4 separate regions of the Homo sapiens genome follow, and all the other regions are linked to region 3. A link is an interaction called in ENCODE POLR2A ChIA-PET data of the cell type or tissue named here. Cell type or tissue: HepG2. All regions are shown on one strand. Links, peaks and the distances in the headings refer to the core of each region. The heading gives the core; the rest is flanking DNA.

Region 1 (4,000 bases), core at 1-4,000, 140 kb after region 3:
TAAGGACAGGACGTGCGGGGCTCCCAGGCGCCTATCCTGTCCCTTCTCCAATGTGTCACTCACCACTTTGTTGATGTCCAGGGCACGCTGAGGGTTGTCTCCATCCAGCTGGGTTAGGGGCTTCGCCAGTGGCTGCCCTGGCCTGGGCAGGGACGGTTCCTGCAAGGAAGGAGAGGGCTCAGTCCATGCTCACCAGCTATCAGACAGCCCAGGGGAGCCCCACCGGAGCAGGCACCTCGGGAGAGGCAGAGGGGCTGGACAGAAATGCATCTTAATGCCTTTTTTTTTTTTTTGAGGCAGAGTCTTGTCTGTCGCCCAGGCTGGAGTGCAGTGGCACAATCTCAGCTCACTGCAGCCTCCACCTCCCAGGTTCAAGTGATTCTCCTGTCTCAGCCTCCTGAGTAGCTGGGACTACAGGCGCATGTCTGGCTAATTTTTGTATTTTTAGTAGAGACGGGGTTTCACCATGTTGGCCAGGCCGGTCTCAAACTCCTGACCTCAGGTGATCCACCCACCTCGGCCTCCCAAAAGTGCTGGGATTACAAGCATGAGCCACCATGTCCAACCTGTATGTGCAGTTTTGAACCTGCATTTGTATTTACTGCTGAAGTCTGGACAATTTCCCTTGTCAATAAACATTCTTTAAGGTCATGACTTCAAAAGCAGGGCACTACCGCAGGTACAACAAAGGTGTGGCATCGTGGATCTAAATAACGTCTCCCATTCAATAACACCAACTGTTATCTCCAGTAACGCTCTATGGTGAGACAATTACATTCAACGGTTATTTTCAGAGCAATTCAGCGCTACTCACAGCCCCAAAGGCTGGGGAGGAAGGAGGGCAAGAGCTGACAGCGGGGAAAAAAACGCAGCATCTGTCAGGCAGGTGCTAACTCAGAGCGGTGAGGCCAGCGGGAAGAGCTTAGGCCTGGGCGCCCACCTGAAAGCCGATGGCGACGAAGCTGGAGAAAGGGAACAGGTCAATGTCTGCTGGGAGAGTCAGGCTGGGCCGGGCAGGAACCTCAGGCGGCAGGCACTCGGTGATGCTCCCAGCCAGGGCGTCCCGATGGCCTGGGAACAAGCACCGGGAGGCAGCCCAGGAGCATCCAGGTGTGGTACCTGGCCCTGGGACCACCTCCATCCCTCACCACGAGCCATCAGCCCCTGTCCACAGGGACCCAAGTGATGAGCTCAGGGGAGTCTGGAGCATCAGAGGGAGGAACCACAAGGGACAGACACACCCCACAGTAAAGGGACTGGAGAAGGAGTCCTAACAAGAGGACACCAACAAGACTCACTTTCCGCCGTCTTCAGCATGACGGCCAGCTCAGCCGGGATCTCCAAGCGCCCCAGCTCCTGGCAGAGGGGACTCATTTACCCAGGATCCACAGGAGGGGCCTAGGGACCAGTGTCCCTCCCCACACCCTCAACCCCAAGATTATAAACATCCCTTCCAAAGACCACGGATTTTTTTTTTTTTTTTTTTTTGAGGCAGGGTCTCACTCTGTCACCCAGGCTAGAGTGCAGTGGTACCATCATGGCTCACTGCAGCCTTGACTTCTGAGGCTCTAGCTCAAGCGATCCTCCCACCTCAAACCTCCTGAGTAGCTGAGACTATAGGCATGTGCTACTGTGTCCAGCTAATTTTTATTGTTTTTGTAGAGATGGGGTCTTGTCATGTTGCCCAGGCTGGTCTCAAATTCCTGGGCTCAAGCAATCCTCACACCTCGACCTCAAAGTGCTGGGATTACAGGTGTGTGCCACCACACCCAGCCAAAGACCAAGGATTCTGACCCTGGACACTCGAACAAACAGAGCCCCAAAGACCCTCTGAGGGAAACCAAGAGCCAAGAGCACCCCGGTCCTCTTCTCAGGAGGTGCAATGCATGGCCCTGAGGGACAAGACCCACGGTAGCACCCTGGCAGCCCTCTAAGCTGTCCCAGTCTCAGCAGGTTCATAGCCCCATGTAAAACCCCCCACTTTCCAGGCCACCTACCATGCTTGGCACTCTCTCCAAGGCCCTTTCGCTGCTATGCCAGCCCTGCCAACGCCCAAGCTGTTGGAAGAGATGTGGGAAGAGCTGATGCCTCCCATGTGAGTCACCTGGGGGCACCTCCCCAGCTCTGAAGTTCAGCTGTCCCCTCCTGCCCCTGGGAGGTTCTCAGCAAAGGAGTGAGAACAGATCAGGAGGGGCCAGCCACCCCTGGCCCTCCAGGGCCCTCACCAGCCTTAGCACTGTGGGCGTCTGTGCCCATCTGCCAGGGCACCGGGAAGAGGGCAGGAAGAAGGGAAGAAATGGTCCCAGGGGACAAAGTCCAGCCAGGGAGGGGCCAGAGAGGGGGTAGCACGTGGGCATTGACCTTTGAGTCGCTTTATAGACCTTAGATTTGAGTCATCATGCAAAAGAGGGGAGCGGACGGGGCCCAGGGGAGGCCTGGAGGGGATGGGAACCCCAGGCAAGAGGGAAGAGCCAGGCCCTGGGGAGAGTAGGCAGGGATGGAGGAAGACAGCACCTCCCAAGGGCCCCGGCCTACCCCGGCCGGAGGGAAAAGGGATGAGTTCAAGGAGCACTGTGTCTGAAGCCACAGCCCGTGCGAGGCCGGGCTGAGAGGGTCAACGCTGCTGGGATTTGGCCAGCTCGGCCAGCTCAGGCAGCCTGGCTTCTACCCTGAACCGCCCCACCCAAGCCCCTGCACCTGCAGTCTCTGCCGCCTCTGGAGCAGGGGCTGGGCCACCAGCAGGATGGTGTTCAGCTGTCCCAAAGCTGCCCGCCGCCGGAGGTACCGCTTCCTGGAGGCCGGGAAAGAGCGGGGGCGAAATGAAGAGTCCAAACTTATGCTTCCTGCCTGGCACTGGAATCCCTTAAGCCTGACATTCATGTAAAAACTGACTTTGGACCAGAGAAGCCCTGGATGCTTCACAGAAACGACAGGAAAAGAATAGGATACTTCAAAAGAAAAGCAAGGGTCGGGTGCGGTGGCTGATGCCTGTAATCCCAGCACTTTGGGAGGCCAAGGCGGGTGGATCACTTGAGGTCAGGAGTTCAAGACCAGCCTGGCCAACATGGTGAAACCCCGTCTACTAAAAATACAAAAATTACAGCACACCTGTAATCCCAGCTCCTCAGGAGGCTGAGGCACCAGAATCACTTGAACCTGGGAGGTGGAGATTCAAGTGAGCCGAGATCGCGCCATTGCACTCCAGCCTGGGTGACAGACCAAGACTCCATCAGGAAGGGAGGGAGGGAGGGAGGGAGGGAGGAAGGAAGGAAGGGAAGGAAGGAAAGAAAGAGAGAGAGGAGGAGGGAGGAGGGAGAGAGGGAGGAAGGGAGGAAGGAGAACGAGTAAATTGAGAGACTGTTTAGCCTGAGGGATTAAGATCTGACTCTCTGACCCTGGGCCTAGAATACCTGGGTTCAGATCAGTTCCCCATATGCACACTGACCAAAAAAAAAAAAAAAAAAAAAAAAATCATTTCCCTTAGCTTGGTACGGTAGCTCATGCCTGTAATCCCAGCACTCTAAGAGGCTGAGGAAGGAGAATTGCTTGAGACCAGGAGTTCAAGACCAGCCTGGGCAACATAGCAAGACCTCATCTCTACAAAAAAGATTTTTTAAATTAGCCAGGCATGACGGCGTGTCCTTGTAGTCCTAGCTACTTGGGAGGCTGAGGTAGGAGCTATGACTGGGTCACTGCTCTTTAGCCTGGGTGACAAAGTCAGACCCTATCTTGCAAAAAAAAAAAAAAGAGCAGCAGAACTTATTAAAAAGTAACACCACTGGTCGGGTGCAATGGCTCATACCCGTATGACACCTGTAATCCCTGTACCTTGGGAGGCTCAAGTGGGAGGATCACTAGAGACCAGGAGCTTGAGACCAGCCTGGCCAACACGGTGAATCCCCGTCTCTACTAAAAATACAAAAAAGGCCAGGCGTGGTGGCTCACGCCTATAATCCCAGCACTTTGGGAGACCGAGGCGGGCAGATCACGAGGTCAGGAG
Region 2 (5,820 bases), core at 979-4,978, 120 kb before region 3:
AGAAGCTGGGACAGGTGGGGTGGAGGGAGGAGGAGGCAGTGGGTGCATGACTTCCTGGCAGAGCTGCCTCCACCCCCAGCAAGGAGGAGCCATGGCCAGCAGCACTTTAATGGGCATTTGTCTGGCACAGGAGCTGCTGGCACTAAGGCTGGCCCTGGAGGATGGGTGTGGCCCTGGGCCTGGACCCCCGAGGGAGCTCAGCTTCACCAAATCATCCCAAGCTGTCCGTGCAGTGAGAGACATGCTGGCCGTGGCCTGCGTCAACCAGTGGGAGCAGCTGAGGGGGCCGGGTGGCAACGAGGATGGGCCACAGAAGCTGGACTCGGAAGGTGGGCACCGCCCCACGCCCCCCCGATGACTCACCCTCTGCCAGCCTCTCGCACAGGCCCCCAGGCCTGGCGCCCATCCAGAAGTGGAGGAGGAAAATTGTGCCTGGCACAGGGAGGAGCCCAAATCCTGCCAGTGACTAGAGCTGCCACCCTGTGGGGATCAATCAGCCCCTTGGACCTGGGGTAGAGGGGGCTTCTCCTAGCCCACCCTCTAGCTCCAGAGGGCTGTGGCCCGGGAAGCACATGGGGCAAGAGGCAGAACACAGGCAACGGGCATGTGTGTGAGCACAGCGTGCCACATCTGGGTGGTGCTTGCTCCCTGGTGGCTCTGGACTCTGGGAGGAAGTGAAGGGGGTAGGGATTGTAGTCACAGGTTCAGAGGGGGGCAGTCTGGGGGCGTTCTCACCACTGTCTCCTCTTCTACAGCTGATGCTGAGCCCCAAGACCTCGAGAGTACGAACCTCTTGGAGAGTGAAGCTCCCAGGGACTATTTCCTCAAGTGTAAGTGGACGCCCGTGCCCCCTCCACTCACACTGGGCCCTCCCAGGGCTGCTGGGCTGGTCCCAGCAGGGCCCTGGCACACAAGGGTTAGGATTCCTCTCCCCAGTTTGTGGGGAGAGCTAGGGCAGCTCCTGGGGTGGTCCCCGGCGGGGCTGGGTTGTGCCGGTTGGAAAGCAGGGGAGAGGCTGTGTTTTGGGGGGGTGGGTACTTGGGGAGGGGCCGTGCCCTCTGAGCCTGGCCCTGAGCCCTGCCTCTCTCTTCTGTCCACGGGATCAGTTGCCTATATTGTGGATTTGGACAGCGACACAGCAGACAAGTTCCTGCAGCTGTTTGGAACCAAAGGTGTCAAGAGGGTGCTGTGTCCTATCAACTACCCCTTGTCGCCCACCCGCTTCACCCATTGTGAGCAGGTGCTGGGCGAGGGTGCCCTGGACCGAGGCACCTACTACTGGGAGGTGGAGATTATCGAGGGCTGGGTCAGCATGGGGGTCATGGCCGAAGACTTCTCCCCACAAGAGCCCTACGACCGCGGCCGGCTGGGCCGCAACGCCCACTCCTGCTGCCTGCAGTGGAATGGACGCAGCTTCTCCGTCTGGTTTCATGGGCTGGAGGCTCCCCTGCCCCACCCCTTCTCGCCCACGGTTGGGGTCTGCCTGGAATACGCTGACCGTGCCTTGGCCTTCTATGCTGTACGGGACGGCAAGATGAGCCTCCTGCGGAGGCTGAAGGCCTCCCGGCCCCGCCGGGGTGGCATCCCGGCCTCCCCCATTGACCCCTTCCAGAGCCGCCTGGACAGTCACTTTGCGGGGCTCTTCACCCACAGACTCAAGCCTGCCTTCTTCCTGGAGAGTGTGGACGCCCACTTGCAGATCGGGCCCCTCAAGAAGTCCTGCATATCCGTGCTGAAGAGGAGGTGATGCCGGGCACGGGCGCTCCTGCTGCCGTCTCTGCTCCAGGAAGCTGCCTCCTCTGGGCCCTCTCCTTCGTCTGGGAAGGCACCAGCATGAGTCCCACACACCCAGCCTTCTCATTTCTAGAGGCTTCCACCTTTTTATACACTCAGCCTTCCCTCTCCCAGGCAGGAGGACCCCCAGACCCTGTTCCCCTGCAGACCTCACTTCTGGGAGACAGAGCTACAGCTGGGACAGCTCCAAGCTACCCTAACCCCTCCTTTCCCAGGTTTCTAGAATAGTGTCTGGCATGTAGTAGATGCTCAATAAACACTTGTTGAATGAATGACTCCTTTTCCATCCTCTCTACCCAAGGATTCCCAGAACCGCTCTCATTTGTAAGCTGGCTGAGTGGGCAGGCAGGAGAGGGGCCGGAGCCCCTCGTCCCAGGATTCCTGTTGAGAGGGAGCCCTGGCCTGGGAGAAGGGGGCTGGAACAGGGTACCTGCCCTTTGGGGCACCCCCACTCCCTTTTTCCCAGCACGGGCAGCCAGAGGTGGCTTCTCCAGCCCCACTGCCGTCCTGGCTGCTTGAGTGTTTACTTGGGATGGCCTGACTCCCACCAGCTATTTTTATCTTTCATGCCGCAGCCTAGTTCTGGACCTGCCTTTGCTGTTTGTACTGTTTGTGCCCAGCATTAAATGCAGGCATCACCCCTCCAGGAACAGGGCAGGACCCCTGGGCGTGGGCAAGAGAGTTTTGAGACCTGGAGCTTCCTTCACACATAGCCCTCAGCCCACAGAGCCGGCCCAGGGTGTGGCTGGAGCCCAGAACATCTACAATAAGAGAACTTATGTCCTGGCCGGGCGCGGTGGCTCATGCCTGTTATCCCAGCACTTTGGGAGGCCAAGGCAGGCAGATCACTTGAGGTCAGGAGTTCGAGACCAGCCTAGGCAACATGGTGAAACCCTCGTCTCTACTAAAAATACAAAAATTAGCCGGGCATGGTTGTGGGTGCCTGTACTCCCAGCTACTCAGGGGCCTGAGGCAGGAGAATCACTTGAACCCGGAAGGCAGAGGTTGCAGTGAGCCGAGATCAATTATACCACTGCACTCCAGCCTGGGCGACAGAGCAAGACTCCATCTCAAAAAATAAAAGGACTTATGTCCCCCTCTGGAATCTTCTTGCCCTCCATGCTGGGGACACCTGTGACCTGTGCCCCAGGAGAGCCTCTGCCTCTCTTCTGGGAGGGCCCAGTGCCCTCTGCTGCCCTAGAACCTGAGCCAGGCCTGGGGCGCCCTGAGGCTACAGTCCAGTGTGTTTCCAGGCCCAGGCCAGCTCACTCCTGCCTGGGTTCTGTGTGGCCCAGGTGCACCCCAGAGAGGGGCTGTGGCCGAGGGCAAGGGCAGACAGAGAGGCCTCTCAGACAGACGCCCAGCTCAAGGTCAGGCGGGATAATGGGTGAGTTATGCAGCCAGACAGCAAGGCCATACAAGTCCAGCCCCAGCAGCCTCAGCAGCTAAAAATAGCCCCTCCCATAGAGCCTGCCTGGGCTCTAGCAGCCAGGATGTTGTTTTTCCGGGCGGGGCCTCCTTGCCCCTGGTGCTTTGTGTTTTCAACATCGTTCCCTTGGCAGCCATGGGTCCCCAGCTCACCCGGCAGTGAAGGGGCTGGTGGAGAAGGCTGCCCCGCTGTCCCCTTGGATGCTCCTTGGACCACCTACTACAAGCCTCCTACCTTGCAGAGGACCGCTCCCACCCCTCAGGCCACCTGCTGTCTCATCTTGTCCCCCAACTTGGCACTCCCTACCCCACAGGCGCCCCTCGCCAGGGAACCTTCTGGTCTCTGACCCTGCAGGAAGTGTTGGCATGTCCTGGAATGTGAGCTAGACAGGCCTGGTGCTTTCTTGGTGGAATTCAGGCATGACTAGTCACACCTGTGGCCACAGACACAGCCACTCAGCAAGCATGCCATCTGCAGAGTGGCCTGTAGCTCCAGAGTCTTGCGTGGAAGTTTGGGAAACAAACATCTCTTTAAAAAAATATTGAGGCTGGGCATGATGGCTCACACCTGTAATCCCAGCACTTTGGGAGGCTGAGGTGGGAGGATCACTCAAGCCCAGGAGTTTGAGATCAGTATGGCCAACATGGTGAGACCTCATCGCTACAAAAAACAAAAATAAAAAAAAAATTGGGGCCAGGCGCGGTGGCTTACGCCTGTAATCCCAGCACTTTGGGAGGCCGAGGCAGGCGGATCACGAGGTCAGGAGATCGAGACCATCCTGGCTAACATGGTGAAACCCTGTCTCTACTAAAAATACAAAAAATTAGCCGGGCACTGTGGGGGGCGCCTGTAGTCCCAGCTACTCGGGAGGCTGAGGCAGGAGAATGGCGTGAACCCGGGAGGCGGAGCTTGCAGTGAGCTGAGATAGCGCCACTGCACTCCAGCCTGGGCGATAGAGTGAAACTCCGTCTCAAAAAAAAAAAAAATTGGCCAGGCGTGATAGCTCATGTCTGTAATCTCAGCACTTTGGGAGGCCAAGACGGGTGGATCACGAGGTCAGGAGTTCAAGACCAGCGTGGCCAACATGGTGAAACCGTGTCTCTACTAAAAATACAAAAAAAATTAGCTGGGCGTGGTGGCAGGCGCCTGTAATCCCAGCTACTTGCGAGGCTGAGGCAGAGAATCACTTGAACCCAGCAGGCAGAGGTTGCAGTGAGTCGAGATCGTGCCACTGCACTCCAGCCTGGGAGACAGAGTGAGACTCCGTCTCAAAAAACAAACAAAAACAAAAAGCCAGCATGGTGGTGCACGCCTGTGGTCTCAGCTACTTGGGAGGCTGAGATGGGAGGGTCCCTTGAGCCCAGGAGGTTGGGGCTGCAGTGAGCCATGTTCATGCCACTATACTCCAGCCTGGGTGACAGGGCGAGACCCTGTCTCAAAAATAAATACATAAAATAAAATACATTGGCTGGGCGCGGTGGCTCACGCCTGTAATCCCAGCACCTTGGGAGGCCGAGGCGGGCGGATCACGAGGTCAGGAGATCGAGACCACCTTGGCTAACACGGTGAAACCCTGTCTCTACTGAAAATACAAAAAATTAGCCGGGCACGGTGGTGGGCGCCTGTAGTCCCAGCTACTCGGGAGGCTGAGGCAGGAGAATGGCATGAACCTGGGAGGCGGAGCTTGCAGTGAGCCGAGATAGCGCCACTGCAGTCCGGCCTGGGCAAAACAGCGAGACTCTGTCTCAAAAAATAAATAAATAAATAAATAAAAAATATAAATAAATAAATAAAATACATTTTAAAATGTAGAGACGGGGTTCTGTACCCTGCCTGCAACAAGCATTTTAATCCCATATCCCTGTATTGCAGCTTTGCAGCTCAGAGCCAGGGATTGGCTGGCCCCTGGGTGCACAGCTAGCAAGGGGCTGGCTCTTCAGATCCCAAGTTTCAGACTCCGAAGCCTGGAGTGTTAGCTACAATCTCGCATTTCCTTTGTCACCCTGGAGTGTGAGAGTGTGTGTGTGAGTGTGTGTGTGTGGTCTGCATGCCTATGTGTTTTGTGTGTATGCGTATATGTGCGTATATCTGTATACATGTGTGTATGTCTTCGTGTGTGTCTGTGTGCTGTGTGTGAGTGTCTGCCTGGGTGAACGCCTGTGTGTGAATGCATGTTGCTCCAGCCCAGTGACTTTTCCAACAATGCTCTGAGAAGACCTAGGAGGAGGTGCACTGAGCGGGGTGGGCTGGGGAAAGGCTGGGGGAGGTCCCTCAGCACCCCTGCCAACACCTTAATCAGAGAAGCATTTGCCTATTTGATTCAAGGCTCCTTTAAAAAAAGAAACTGTGAAAAAGAAAAAAATGAGAAAACCACCGATCTAGTCTCAACGTTCCCCTCCCACTACCATTTACAGAGGAAGAAACTGAGGCACAGGGGTACTGGGGGGGCTGCCCACTGTTACCCAGTCCAGAACACTCTTTCCATACCGCCCAGCCTAGGTGTGTCTTGTGCTTAGAAATGCCTAAACAAGCCAGGCGTGGTAGCTCATGCCTGTAATCCCAGCACTTTGGGAGGCTGAGGTGGGTGGATCACTTGA
Region 3 (4,451 bases), core at 71-4,070:
GGAAAGGACAGGTGCCTACCTCCATCCTGGGACTCTATGGTGATGATGCCCTCGCGCTCTGGCCCGAAGCCCTCAGTGGTCCTGGCCTGCACCTTGAACTTGTAGGGCACGTTCTCGCTGAGGCCCGGCACGGTCAGCCGGCTCTCGGGGCTGTCTCCATCCACCCGGAATGCGGTGGCTGGCCCTGAGCAGGGAAGATGCCTTCAGCGTCTGCGGCCCCCTCTTTACCCCTCCCCTGGCCACTCCTGCCCCCGGGGTGGGCAGCACCTCCTCCTTGGGCCATCTCACAGGTCACCAGGTAGCCGACGATATCCCCATTGGGCCTCCGTGGCCGCTCCCAGCTCAGCTGCAGCGAGTCTGGGCTCAGGGCAGTGAACACCAGCGGGCCTGGGGCACTGGGAGTGCTCAAAGTGAAGGCGGAGCCTGGGGGCAGTAGAGGAAGAGCATCAGCCTGTGGGTGGGTGGTGGGCATGATGGGGGCAGCTCTGGGGCTGGGGGAGGCAACTCACCTGGCAGGGGACACAGTGGGCTCTGCGGGTGCACCTGGGATTCAATGGTGATGACACCCTCACGCTCTCGGCCCCAGCCTTCCTGGCTCTGGGCCCGCACGCGGAACACGTAGGAGTGGTTGGGCAGGAGGTCTTCCACCACCACCGAGGTCTGGGCAGGGTTGGGGATGTTGAGCCGATGCAGCTCACCTGGGGGGATCAGGTGGGGGCACACAGTAGTGCAGTGTTACTCCCACCCCTGGCCTGATCCTCCTCGTCCCTAAGCTGCCATCGAGACCTAGTTATCACCCACCCAGGACTAGCTGTGGTTTGGGTACAGGTTGGGTACAGTATGGTATGGCTGGTTGTTCAGATTGTGTACTATACAAGAGTGGAGCCTGTAATCCCACTCATGTTTAGGCAACATCCTGCATCCTGGTCATGCTGCTTTGAATGTGCCTGCCCAGGGAAGTGCCACTTCCTTGTTCCCCCAAAGGCATCTCAGGCCAGCAGAGGCCCTAGGATCCCAGCCCAAAGGGGCCTTGTTAGGCAAAACCTAGCAGAGAATGACCAGGAGAGAGGCCCAGGGAGGTGGGTGAGACCTCAGAAGAGGGGAGGCAAAGAAGTGGGGTGGAGAATGGGGTGGGAGACCCTCTCAGGCTGGATGGGGGCTTTAGCGCTCAAGGGACTTGGGTGGGTTCCTGACACAGCTGAGGTACCCTATGTGTCACACTGGGGCCAGGCCTTGCAGGGCTGCACCCCGCAGCCTGGCAGCCACCATGCCTCACCGCCGTTCAGCAGCTGGTACTCCACACTGTAGCCCTGCAGCGGCCGCTCGCACCGCGGCTCCTGCCAGCTCACTCTGAGAGATGTGGGCCCCAGGGCAGAGAACACCAGGCGGGTGGGCGTGTCGGGCACACCAGCAGTCAGGCGAGAGTCTGGGGACAGGAGGCCGCAGTCAGCCAGAGATGCAGGGGCTAGGGTCTCAGTGGGAGTCACAGTGCTGCCCCCTGACCTCCCTCCCTCAGCTGGCATGTCTACACTGACCGCTGGCTGGACAACTCACTCACCCTGCAACACCCTGTCCAGGCTGCCCAGCACCTACCGCACATCCTCCAGCAGGGTGCAGGCCCTGCTTGTGCCAAAAGAGAGTGAGCCCCGTGAGTCTGCCAGCCCCACCCCCTCAACTGCTCAGCTGGCCTGGCCCCTCTCCTGCCCCAGCCCCAGCCCCGCCCCCTGGGAGGGCAGAGGCAGAGTTAGGCATCAGCACTGATGGTAGGGCAGGTGGTTAGCGCCTGTGGGCAGGCGGGGGTCCTGTGGATGGAATGGAGGGGAAGCAGTGGGCACAGCTGGCGGCTGCTATGGTGGCTGGATGACAGATGGAGCAGGACAGCTGTGGAGACAGGATGGCCACCCCTGTACTACCTGGGCCCCAGGAGGGCGCTGCTGGCCTCCCAGCCAGGATTATAGAGTCTCGTGGGCCCCTGGAAGGGGGGAACCCTTTCATCTGAGCCCGACTCCGGGACCCCAGGGCCCAGGACAGCGGAAGCCTGCTCCTCCCGTGTTCCCAGATGGGAGGGAGGCCTAGGGCAGGACAAAACAAGAGTGAGAGGAGCAGGGAGTGTGCATGCATGTGTGTACGTGTGCGCATGCATGTCTGTGTACATGTGTGCATGCGTGTGCACGTGTGTGCGTGCATGTGTGCATGCGTGTGTGTATGTTGGAGAATGGGCGGTGGGGACAGCAGACAGAAGCCCGAGGCTCCAGGAGCTGGAAGAGAGGAAGGGTTAGTGGGAGAGGCAGGGTTGGCTGAGGTCACTCACCGTGGGAGGAGACGGAGGTGAGGGTGGAGTAGTCCCTGGGCAGTGTGGTCGAGTGTGAGTGTTCTGAGCGGGTCAGTGAGTTGTAGTCCCGTGTGAGGGTGGAGGATGTGCTTAGCACGCGGTGGGGCACGTGTGGGCTCAGGTGGGTGCCATAGGCAGCAGCACTGGTCGTGGTCATCCTGTGCAGGGAGTTGGTGCTGCCCGGGAAGGCAAAGTCCATCCGGCCATTCACCAGGTGCTCTGCAGGGGGAGAGCAGGGTCCCTTGGTCAGGCCTGCCCCAGACCCGGGCCCCGTGGGGCAGGCTGGGCCCTGCACATTCCTGGTCACCCACCCTCTGGGTGGCTTTTGCTTAAATACAACCAGTTTCCCTCAAACCACTAGGGACAGAGGCCCTCTGTCCCTGCAGGAGCCCAAGGGCCACCCAGGCTTCCACAGCCCATATCCTCTGGCCGGCCACTCTATCGGTGTGAGCACTGCTGACCCTGGCAGTGGCGGGGGTTTGCTGCGTCTGCAGTCAGCTCTGCCCTGGGGAGATCCCCAAGCCTTCCCTCCTGTCCTTTGAGGCCCCTGAGGGGTCTACTTGGGTGCCAGGGTCCGCTTCCCGGGCAGACTTCTGAATTTGCACCCCCTGGCCAGGCAGGCACCATAAGGGCCCAAGCGCCTGCCTCACGCGTCCCCTGGCACTGGGCCCTGCCTCTGAGCAGCTGTGCTCCCAGCCGCCAAGGCCCGGGCCTGGCTGAAACTGGGGCCCCCGAGGCAGCGCAGACGCCCACCCCAGGCCCTCAGGCGCGAGTGAGGCTGGGTGGGCGCGGATCGGGGGGCGGCGGGTGAGCCTGTCACCTCCGGGGGGCCCGGGTGTCGCACTGCGGGGCAGGCTGCCGCCCTTCCCGCCCGCGCCGCCGTCGTCCGGGGGCCCGTGGGGCGCCTCGGCGTCGGAGGAGCGCCCGCTGCTGGCCGACAGGCGCGGGATGAGCTCCGGGGGCAGCCGCCACGTGACGCGCCGCAGGTCCAGCTCCTCCCCCAGCAGGGGCTCGAACTTCCAGCCGCAGCCTTGGGAACAACGAAGGGCCGCGTTGGCACCGCCGGGGGGCGCCGGGCCGAGCAGGGCCAGGCGGGGGAAGGCCGTAGGCTCTGCGAGGGGAGCCCGTCTCCAGCTCCCGGGATCCCGGGGTGTGTGTTGGGGGCGGGGGTAGATGCGCACGGCCGGAGCGGGAAGGCCGCGGCAGGTGAAACCCTTGCGCGGCTGAAGCCTTTCCAGATGAGCGAGTGCAGCCTCGGCACAGCTGGGGAGGAGAGACCCCCGGACCCGCCAGAAACCTGGGGGAAGTCTGGGCTCTGTCACCAGCTGTGAGGTCTCCCTTGCTTTACTTAACCTCTCCGAGACTCAGTTTCCCGTTTGTACAATGGAGAGAGGAATCTTGCCCCTGCCCGCCTCCCAGGGACCGTTCCGCAAGCCACCGAGCGCTTCGCAGGTAGTGTTAGAAGCAGCTGAGCTGGGGTTCCAGAGTCACACCAGCTGCGCTCCACCTGAACCCCTCAAAATGGCTCCTTAAGCCCAAGCTGAGCCCCGTGGGGGCCAGTATGTGTTCACCGGGGGCAGCTTGAGGCATCGGCAGGGACAGAAGAAAATACAAAAGATATACGTGCCCCAGAGGTTTTTCCACTCATGGTACTGTGTGATTGGTATCCCATTATACAGAGCAGAAAAGTGAGGCATGGAAAGGATGAGTGATTCATCTGATGTCCCACAGGTGGAGCCACAGCTGACACTGAGCACTCAGGAGGCCCAGCTAAGGGCTCCGCAGCACTTTGTGCTGGGAATCAAGGAGGAAGGACAGAGCTGTTGGGGGTGTTCTTGTCTCCTTGGCTCCCCTACCCCTGCCAGGTGGCCGCCTGGTGGCTGCCCAGGGCTCCTGGGCCAGGCCTGCCCCTGGGGGGTGGCCTGAGTGTCCTGTGTGCATGGCACAGCTGGTGAACCTTCAACTTGTGAAGCTGTGTTTCTTCGTGGTCCCGTGGGCATGAACTCATGTGCGCTTGCACAAGGCTGTGTGTGTCTGTCCCCCAGGCACTGGTTCCTGTGCCCCATGCACAGATGTGCACTCCATTGCATTTGTCCAAGGCTGCCTTAACCTCCATGTC
Region 4 (4,000 bases), core at 1-4,000, 110 kb after region 3:
GCAAGACTCTGTCTCAAAAACAAAGAAACAACAACAACAAAGACATATAAGTCCTGTAAATGGTGTTTCGAGAGTATAAAACAAGTGGCCTTACCCTAATCCTTGAGGGTTAGGGAAGATTTACCTGAGGGAGTCAGGTTCAAACGGAGATACAAAGGATGAGGAAGGACTAACTAGGCCATAGAGTAAAGTGTGGTGTGAGGGAGAGCATCCCGGTCAATGAGAATAGCATGTGCAAAGGCCCTGTGGTGGGAGAGAACACAGCATATTCAAGAACTGAAAGACACGCTGAGAACCCAGGGGCAGGGCAGGATGGGGTGGGCAAGATGGCTGGAGACAGGCAGGCTAGAGCGTGCAGGCCCCGGTGCGGCTTTGTTCGGGAAGCTTGCTCTGGTGGCTCTATCTGGATTAAAAATGAGCTCTCACAAGTTAGCAGATTTGAAAAGGAATTTTTATTTCATTTGGTTGTGTCTTTCTCTGTCAAGGATTTGTGAAATTGCTGGCTGGGCCTGTGAGCCTGTTAGAGAACCTTGTTAGCCATAGCTCCTTCCACCTGAGGCAGTGGAGCCATCCTCTCCATGTGCTTTTAGGGTTCTGGTCGGGGAACCCTAAAAACAATAGGGTCAAGGAGCCAGAATTGGTCTCAGACCAGCCTCCCCATCTTACTAGTCTGACCAACCCTAAGCCAGATACAGTATTTTACTAGACTTTTTCCTGATGGGAAAGGAAGACACCAGGGCTTGGCCCCTGAGCCAGAGGGAACCGCGAAGGGGCCCACCACTGGAATGGGGGCAGGTCAGCTCGCCTCCCCTGCTGCCATCTCAGTCCCCAGCAAGTCAGGTCACTCCTCTTCACCCGCTTCACACTGAGTGTTTTCTGTGGAAGTGAGTAAACCAAACACGATGGCAAATAAGATGAGAAGCAGGACAGCGGTGATGAATAAGATAATCACTGCCAGGCCCCCCTGGTCCCAGGGGTTCTGCCAGAACGCATCATTCCAGATTGTCTCTTTGAATACCAGTTGGTCCATGAGAATCTGGAAAAGAGGGACAGAGGACCTGAGTGCAGGCAGCCCTCCCAGGCCCTGTCCCAGGTGCTATGCTCTGCCCGCCGACTCCAGCCTCTGTAGCAGCCTCTGTGAGCAGCCGGCCCGCCTGGCAGCCAGGGGACATGAAAGGGCTAGAGTCTTTGTGCTGGATGCCTGCAGCCAGCAGCAAATGGCATTTCCCCCGCTCTAGATACAGGAGCCAGGACTGGCGCAAGAAGTGGGGCCCTGGATTCTTCCTAGGGGATGCCCCTGGATTCTCCAGTCCTTCTTTCCTGAGTAGCAAGTGTGAGCAAGGACTCTCTCTCATCCCTGAGACCTACTTGGCTAGAATCTAAAAAGCATCATGATAGAGTCTCCCTGTTTTTCCTGCCCCAACTGCCAAACATTTGGGAGGCATTTGAGAGAGCGTATAGGAGCCGAGGAGGGGCCAACTCCAGCTGAGGCCTCGGTAGCCTCCTTGGAGCAGCTGAGAATAGAACTTAGGAGTCCTCTAGAAGCGGAGCTCCTTATCGCAGACTGCAAGCCCATAGCCAGGTGAGGGCAGCCCAGGTGGAGAAGGAGGGAGCCATTACCTGATTCTGCTGGTAGCTGTTCTGGGTCCTACAAGGGCAATTCAGGGTGGTCCTTCAGGCTCACACTTTGTGGAGGGCTGAGCTGAAGAGGCCGCCAGGTGACCAGAGCTGCACCCTGACTCAAAGAAGCAACTGTTGAGAGGAAAAGGCATGAGCGTGGCCAAGCGGCCCTGACCAGACCTTAGTTGCTGTCACCAAACAAACAAAGGTGGGCTAGGGCTGGTTGCCTGGCAACCACGGCTCCCTTTCTGCCTTTCACGTTCCCCCTTCAGCTCCTTTCTGCCCTTGTGTGATGTCATTTTGGGGGTGCTCAGGGCACGTGTTCATGAGTCCCTCCTGAGAGAAGTCAGACTTGGGGTGGACGGGGAAGAGACTGGACCGAGGGCCTTTGCCCCAGGCCATCAGGCCGCCTCACCTGTGGCTGGGCTGGGCTGTCCTCTGTCTGGGTGACGTGTGGACTGCGGACCTGCCCCGAGCTCAGGAAGCCCTGGGGCTGGGACTGGCGTAGGGCTCACTTCCTGTGTTGTGGGGTGAATGATTAACTGCAGCCCTGGCTGGCGCCTGGTGCCTCCTGGAACTGTTTCTGGGGGAAGTGTTGCTCCCCCCCTGAGGCTTCCCATTGGTGCCTTTGTCTGCTCCCTGGGCACGGCCTCAGCAACATTGTGTGGTTGGTTTCTGCCCACTGGCACAATAGGGAAGCTGGGAAGAGGGGATCAAGCCTGTGCCCTGGTGCTTGAAACCTAGTGGCCACCATATACTCCTTTAAAAGCTAGGATGTGAGGGCCCGCTATGGCCAGGAACCATGCCAGGCACTGTGTGTCCAGTTGTGAGATCAGAGAGGCGGGCCCTGCCCTCCAAGGGCTTCCCTTCTAGCCCTCGGGTGCTTATCCCAGCTGGTAAAGATCTAGGAGCTTTGAGAAATGCCCAGGCCCCACCTGGTACCACTTATATCAGTCTCTGGGGTTGCCAGGATGTCGTATTGTTTACACATCCCCAGGTGATTCTCCCCAGGTGTGGCCAGGGTTGGATGACAGATGGAGGCAGATTTAGAACAGTCGTTCTTAACTATCATGGGCGTCACTGACCCGGGTTACCTGATGTTTTCTGTTTCCTTGTGTGAAACTTACTGACTAAGGCCCTTGGCATGCTGAACGCTCACAGCAGTGGGCCAGTCTCTAGCTCACCCTTTGCGTGCAGCTCCGTCAGTTAAGTCAGATGCTTATCAAGAGTCAAGTGTTGGTTCCCAAACCTGTTCATGGCAGTTGTACTTGTAATTACATAATTGAATTTAACATCCCGGGAACCAATGAAGCAACAATAATAGCTGAAACCCCAATTTTACATGTGGGGAACGGGCACAGAGAGGTTAAATAACTTAGCCGAGGTCATCAGCTAGTAAGTAACTGAGTTGGAGTTTGAATCCAGCAGCACACAGTCTGAGCGCTGAAGCACCTGTGCTGCACCTCAGAGCGAGTGGAGAAAGAAATTCTTTCTAGAAATACCTATTGACTACTTTGGGATGACTTTGGAATCACTCAGATAATGTTCCTGTTGAAAAAGATGCAGACATGATAACTAAACATCAGGGACATTTTGTAAAAACCCAGAAGGTTTTCACACCCAGCTTCCTTTGCCTTTAAGTTCCAATGACTTTAAGTTTTTGTTCTGCTTTAAAGAAACCAAAACTAGAAAATAACAATCCAGGAGCTGTGGTTGGCAAGCCCACACTCAACCAAAACTAGAAGATAGCAATCCAGGAGCTCTGGTTGGCAAGCCCACACTCAGAGAAAAGGCCAGGAAGGCCGGCCAAGGAAAAGGTGTATGTTTCCATTTAATGTGAGATATGTAAAAAAGTAATAGATGTGTAGAGAACTTAGGTGTTCTTTAACAAAAGTTGCTTTGACCAGCTCTTTCAATTAACTGCCGGCCCCAATTGGATAATTTTTTTTTTTTTTTTTGAGGCAGAGTCTCACTCTGTAGCCCAGGCTGGAGTGCAGTGGTGTGATCTTGGCTCACTGCAACCTCTGTCTCCCGGGTTCAGGCGATTCTCCTGCCTCAGCCTCCTGAGTAGCTGGGATCACAGGCGTGTGCCACCATGCCCGGTTGGGAGGAAACTTTTATATACTCTCTGCCAAGTTTTTCTAATGAGATTCTTGTATCCGTGGCTTTATTGTCATTTTTTATTTTTATTTTATTTTTTTTGAGACAGGGTCTTGCTCTGTCACTCAGGCTGGAGTGCAGTGCCACTGTCATGCCCCAGGCAGTCCTCCTGCCTCAACCTCCACAGGAGTAGCTGGGACCACAGGTGTATGCTACCACACCTGGCTAATTTTTTTTTATATTTGTAGGGACAGGGTCTCCCCATGTTGCCCAGGCTGGT

Evidence for each region. Peaks named below come from ENCODE experiments on the same cell type or tissue, not always from the same donor. Only the 100,000 strongest peaks of a DNase experiment are listed, where the experiment ranks them.
Region 1: POLR2A ChIA-PET joins it to region 3 with 10 read pairs; 7 of 35 experiments call an interaction of 5 or more read pairs at or near these places.
Region 2: POLR2A ChIA-PET joins it to region 3 with 11 read pairs; 8 of 35 experiments call an interaction of 5 or more read pairs at or near these places.
Region 4: POLR2A ChIA-PET joins it to region 3 with 11 read pairs; 19 of 35 experiments call an interaction of 5 or more read pairs at or near these places.

The regions. Positions count from the first base shown.
Region 1 is chr17:75,608,957-75,612,956 of GRCh38, reverse strand. MYO15B (myosin XVB) reads right to left here. Exons shown (of 64, transcript NM_001395058.1): 22 at 2,698-2,791; 23 at 1,998-2,057; 24 at 1,299-1,356; 25 at 941-1,071; 26 at 64-159. Among named protein-coding and RNA genes, the nearest start is that of SMIM5, 22 kb to the left of the region's middle. In HepG2, for the core only: no CTCF peak of the experiment used is centred there; a DNase peak (open chromatin) is centred at 2,346; H3K4me3 peaks cover 785 bases.
Region 2 is chr17:75,870,410-75,876,229 of GRCh38, reverse strand. TRIM47 (tripartite motif containing 47) reads left to right here. Exons shown (of 6, transcript NM_033452.3): 4 at 131-329; 5 at 756-830; 6 at 1,107-2,066. The coding sequence ends at 1,747. Among named protein-coding and RNA genes, the nearest start is that of TRIM47, 5.3 kb to the left of the region's middle. RefSeq lists enhancers at 1-70, 1-106. In HepG2, for the core only: a CTCF peak has its summit at 2,994 (motif pointing left); DNase peaks (open chromatin) are centred at 3,219 and 3,589; H3K4me3 peaks cover 440 bases.
Region 3 is chr17:75,752,676-75,757,126 of GRCh38, reverse strand. ITGB4 (integrin subunit beta 4) reads right to left here. Exons shown (of 40, transcript NM_000213.5): 33 at 3,153-3,362; 34 at 2,312-2,551; 35 at 1,277-1,426; 36 at 510-698; 37 at 268-423; 38 at 20-184. It also overlaps a transcript of GALK1 not described here. Among named protein-coding and RNA genes, the nearest start is that of GALK1, 10 kb to the left of the region's middle. RefSeq lists silencers at 1,571-1,740, 2,948-3,557 and an enhancer at 2,587-3,360. In HepG2, for the core only: CTCF peaks have their summits at 1,927 (motif pointing right), 2,589 and 3,290 (motif pointing left); DNase peaks (open chromatin) are centred at 2,526 and 3,306; H3K4me3 peaks cover 1,008 bases.
Region 4 is chr17:75,644,407-75,648,406 of GRCh38, reverse strand. All of the region lies in intron 8 of RECQL5 (RecQ like helicase 5), which reads left to right. It overlaps ERLN (endoregulin), which reads right to left and starts at 2,156. Exons shown (of 2, transcript NM_001162997.2): 1 at 1,621-2,156; 2 at 433-1,036. The coding sequence starts at 1,030. The coding sequence ends at 842. RefSeq lists enhancers at 1,838-1,917, 2,085-2,229 and a cis regulatory region at 2,151-2,164. In HepG2, for the core only: no CTCF peak of the experiment used is centred there; DNase peaks (open chromatin) are centred at 1,846 and 2,136; H3K4me3 peaks cover 823 bases.